2 separate regions of the Homo sapiens genome follow, and region 1 is linked to region 2. The links are chromatin loops, found by intact Hi-C in ENCODE. Cell type or tissue: adrenal gland. All regions are shown on one strand.

What was found. Hi-C counts contacts between places; a loop is a spot of excess contacts. Peaks named below come from ENCODE experiments on the same cell type or tissue, not always from the same donor. Only the 100,000 strongest peaks of a DNase experiment are listed, where the experiment ranks them.
Region 1: it touches region 2 in a loop (2.8-fold over the local background); 9 of 110 quality-filtered maps call a loop at or near these places.

Annotation. Positions count from the first base shown.
Region 1 is chr16:57,103,846-57,106,345 of GRCh38, reverse strand. All of the region lies in intron 1 of CPNE2 (copine 2), which reads right to left. Among named protein-coding and RNA genes, the nearest start is that of CPNE2, 13 kb to the right of the region's middle. RefSeq lists enhancers at 385-984, 2,264-2,500. In adrenal gland, no CTCF peak of the experiment used is centred here; no DNase peak of the experiment used is centred here.
Region 2 is chr16:57,416,122-57,418,621 of GRCh38, reverse strand. No RefSeq gene overlaps it. Among named protein-coding and RNA genes, the nearest start is that of CCL17, 13 kb to the right of the region's middle. RefSeq lists enhancers at 443-957, 1,474-1,989, 1,990-2,500. In adrenal gland, CTCF peaks have their summits at 1,189 and 1,404 (motif pointing right); DNase peaks (open chromatin) are centred at 1,421 and 1,990; H3K4me3 peaks cover 590 bases; H3K27ac peaks cover 639 bases.

The DNA.
Region 1 (2,500 bases), 310 kb after region 2:
GTGGGCAGGAGGGACAGGTCACAGGGGCAGGGGGCGGTGGCTGGGCCAGGAGCCCCCAGCTCACTGCAACTCCACCTGGATCGGCTCAGGCCCTGGCTAGAGTGAGCAATGGGTGGGTGGGAAGGGAACTCCTCCCCGAGCCAGGGGCAGGTCCTCCCATCTCCAACTCACCCTCTGGCTGGAAGCTTCTGGATCCCCGAAACGGGGAGCACATGATGTCTGGAGTTGGGGCAGGCGGGGGGAAGAGTGGGTCCCTCTGCGCCAGCCCAGCAGCAGCCAGGCGTACTGGACCCTGAGGCCTGACGCAATGGAAAAAGAAACTACAGCTTAGGCTGGGCCAGGGGCCCCCTCCCCTCCTACCCCAGCAGGAGGGCAGGCAGGCAAGGTGTCATTAAGGGAGGGCTGGGCCTGCCATGCGCATCTGGGCACGATGGAAACACCTCTGGGGCAGCCCCCACCCCATAGGTAATTTGAGGTTTCAGGCTGGGGGATGGGATGGGGAGCCAGGGCCTGCTTAAAGCATGGTCCTGACTCCTGGCACAGATGGGCACAGCCCTTCTGGGGTGACCAGACCCCCCAGGCAAGGAGCTTGGAGAGGGGTTTATGAAACTAGTGGTCTCTTTTACAGATGGGTCAACTGAGGCAAAGAGAGGACAGGACTTGGGAATTCCCAGGCACTGATTCATTGGTTCATTCAACAAATACTCCCTGAGCACCCCGGGGCTATGCAGTTAATAAAACACACAGGAGCCAGTGGTGGCTCACACCTGTAATCTCAGCACTTTGGGAGGCTGAGGTGGAAGAATGGCTTGGGCCCAGGAGTTTGGGGCTGCGGTGAGCTGTGATTGTGCCACTGCACTCCAACCTGGGCGATAGAGCAAAACCCTGTCTTAAAAGTTAAAAAAAAAAAAAAAACCGGACACATAGGATTCAGCCCTCACAGGGTCCACTGACCCCAGCGAGGAGGCATCTTGCCCTTAGGCAGGACAGGCTTGGACATTGGTGCTGAGCCACAGGCCTAGAACATCACGGTTTTAGCCAGAAAACTAGGAATTCATCGTCCTTAATCTCCTTTTATCTTCACCTCCTATATGCCACCAGTGCTGCTGATTTCACCTTCAAGCTGCATTCAGCATCCGTCCTCTCCCCACTTCCACTATGTCAGCCCAGCCAGGCTCCCATCATCTCGTGCCCAGACACACCCTGACCCATAACAGGAATCTCTGATGCAAGCTCAGCTGCACTCTCTTTTCCACACCAGAGCCAGAGGGAGTCTTTAAACCTAGAAGTCAGATGCCACCATGGCTCTACCTGAAAGTCTTCCTGTGACCTCCTCATCCAGGTCACACAAACCCCAAATCGTGCCCAGGATGACAGGACCCTGCCTGACCTGTCCCCACTTCCTGCCACCCTCCCCCTCGCTTGCTTCCTTTGGCCCAGCTGCACTGGCCTCCCTTTGCTGTCAGGCTCTCTCCTGCCTCAGGGCCTTAGCACTTGCTGTTCCTTTTTCCAGGAATGCCTTTCTTCACAGGAAAGGTCTTACTTGTCAGCTTAATATCACATCCTCAGAGGCCTTCCCTGATCACCCAGGCTGATGTAATCTGTCTCCGCTCCATGCTGCTTCCTTCACAGATCACTGCAATGTACAATCGTTTTACATATCTGTCTATGTACCTGTGTCTGTCTGCCCCGTCCCTCAGGAGGACATCATCACTGTTTCCCCAGCACCTATGGCCGTATCTGCATATGTGAGCACCTAATCAATGAGGAAGGTGGGGGCTCGTCAGGCAGGCTCCATCATCAGCAGCCCCAGAGCAATCATAGCCACCTCCCCCTGCACACATCACTTGAGAGAATCACAGGCAGCTTCTCAAACCCTAGGGTCTGAGAGGCCAGCAGGAGAGGGACTGTGTCCTACTTCACAGGGGTGGAAACTGAGGCCCAACAAGAGGCAGTGGTTTTTTTAAGCCAGGGAAGGATGGTGACTAGGCCCAGAGCCAAGGCTGCCATCACTCCATCCTTCCCACTTTGGCTCTGCCATTTAACTGCTCTGTGACCTCTGGCAAGTTCCTTCAACTCCCTATGTCTCAGTTTCTCCCTCTGTAAAATGGGAACAAGAGTGCCTTCCGGCCGGGCGTGGTGGCTCACACCTGTGATCCCAGCACTTTGGGAGGCCGAGGCAGCTGGGATCACCTGAGGTCAGGAGTTCAAGACCAGCCTGGCCAACATGGTGGAACCCCATCTCTACTAAAAATACAAAAATTAGCTGGGCGTGGTGGTGTGTGCCCTTAATCCCAGCTACTCGGGAAGCTGAGGCAGGAGAATTGCTTGAACCTGGGAGGCGGAGGTTGCAATGAGCCTAGATTGCACCACTGCACTCCAGCCTGGGTGAGAGAGCAAGACCCCATATCAAAACAAAAACAAAAAACAACAACCAAAAAAGAGTGCTTTCCTAGGTGTTGTGAGGATTCAGTGAGGTAAAGCACTTGGAACAATAGGT
Region 2 (2,500 bases):
GTGGCTCACGCCTGTAATCCCAGCACTTTGGGAGGCCGAGGTGGGCGGATCACTTGAGCTCGGGAGTTCGAGACCAGCCTGGCCAACATGGTAAAACCCCATCTCTTCTAAAAATACAAAAATCAGCCAGGTGTGGTGGTGCACACCTATAATCCCAGCTACTCAGGAAGCTGAGGCATGAGAATCGCTTGAACCCGGGAGACAGAGGTTGCAGTGAGCCAGATCGCACCACTGCACTCCAGCCTGGGTCACAGAGCCAGACTCCATCTGAAAAAAAAAAAAAAAAAAAAAAAAAAAAAAAGCAGGGGTGGGGTGGGGGAGGAGGGGAGGCACCTACCAGGTGAAAGAAACAACATAAGTCTGGCGCTTCTCCTCACTTTTCACCCCGAACCTGCCCATTCCTCTTTTTCCCTCCCAGCAGTCTTTCCAATCACAGCAGTCTCCAGGTCACACCTCCTTAAAATGCCCTAAGGTCACATGGCAGTTGTCCTATCTCTTGCATCTCACCATCCCCCAGCTTGCACCGGATGCTGCTCGTGAATACTTGGATTCTGAATCCTGCGTTTTGTTGCCAGTCCTGGATCCACCTCTTCCCTGCCTTTATGCAATGCCCCACCCTATCTCACTTTCAGGGACCCTCTGGCAACTCCCCACCTCCTCACAGGCCTCCACGGCAGCTCTACTTACCTAAGCTTACAATATGGGCTTCTGAGTAGGATTTCAGTAGGGAAAAAACAAAAAAGGTCTTGCTTTTTTAAACGAAGTTTGCTGGAGGCCAGGCGCGGTGGCTCATGCCTGTAATCTCAGCACTTTGGGAGGCCAAGGCGAGTGGATCACATAAGGCCAAGAGTTCAAGACCAGCCTGACCGACATGGTGAAACCCCGTCTCTACTAAAAATACAAAAAAATTAGCCGGGTGTGGTGGCGGGCGCCTGTAATCCCAGCTACTTAGGAGGCTGAAGCAGGAGAATCGCTTGAACCTGGGAGGCGGAGGTTGCAGTGAGCTGAGATGGAGCCATTGCACTCTGAGAGTCCTTCCAGCTCTCGCCTGCAGGGTGCAGGGGTCCAGACCCCGGCTGTCTCTGGCCTTTGCTGTCTTAGGAGCTTCTCCTTGCCTCCCTCCCTTTTTAGATCATCCTTCCTCCTCCCGGTGGATTCAGAGGACAATTTTCCATGAAGAACTCAGACTGGGCCATCCCCAGGACTCTGGGTCTTAGGCAGTTGTTCAAGTGATCCTCCTCGGCATCAGGACAGGAGATGAGCCCACTTGCGGCTGAAGAGACCCTAGAGTCACAGGCAAGCCAGTTCACTGGTTTTATCAACCTCGTTATCGCTGTGCCCGTACTGGAAAGTAAACTTGGGTTCTATCATCTGCCCTGCAATGAGCTGACTGGCCACAAGGGAGCAGCAGGAGGCAACAGCCGGGCCTGGAAATTGCCCTTCTAACCGCAGCCCCACCAAACAATGCCCGCCACAAGGTCCTCGGAAGAGAAGGACCCGCGCCCCTGCCGCCAAACTGTGTTCAGAGAGAAGCCACGGCCCCATCGCTGGTTGGGAGAGTGAGAGAGAACTAGAAGGCTTAGGCCCCGACTCCTCTGTGCTCAGCCCTTAGCTGGGCATGGGCAGAGGGGTCTGGGGGTGGGGTGTCCTGAGCCTCTAGTCCCCATCTTTTTTAGCACAGGGGTGTGGGGTCCCCGGAGTGGCTCACGGAGCTCTCAACCTAATGGAGGAGCTGGGACTGCCACACACGCGCACGCACACACACACACACACACACACACACACACACACAATGAGAGAACCACGCGGAGCAGGGGTCGGCTTCAGGGCAGTCCCTAAGAGCTGGGGGAGCGAGTCGGTGGGCGGTTGTGCTGGGCCGGCTTCCGGCAGGCTGGGCGCAGCCAGGGCCGGGTGGGGATCACACTTCAGTCAGGAGGAACCACAGGGCCGCGTGGCGCCCGCCTGCCTGAGCCTGGAGTGGGCTAGGAAGTCAGCCGCAGGCAGAGGGCCCAGGACCCACAGAGCCCCCTCGCCCTGGAGCTGGGGTCTGGAGTTTGAGCGGGGAGAGGGAGCCAGGGCCAGGAGGAGCCGGGCCAGCTGGACTGCAGTGAGTGCAGGGGAAGGCAAGGACAGGGCTACAAGCTTCCCCCACCCTTGGCCAGGGGGCTCCCCAGCACTGGGCAGAGCTGTGGCCTGCGGCAGGGTCCTGGCCAGTCTGTGAAATTGACTCCAGCACCTCGGGGAAGTTTGTCCTCAGCTCCACGTGGGGCAAGAACAGGAGCTGGGCTGGGGGGAAACCGGGAGACCTTGGGGTGGGTAGGGAGAGAATCCAGCGGCCGCCTCCCAGGACCCCGCCAACCCCGCCCCTGCCCGGGCCTCTCACCAGGGCCTCCCCTCACTGGTGCGTGGTCTGCGGAAGCCACGTGCCCTTCTCAGCCTCAGTTTCCCTTTCCGACCTGCACAGGGCAGGACCAGAGGTTCTCTGAGAACCCTCCCAGAG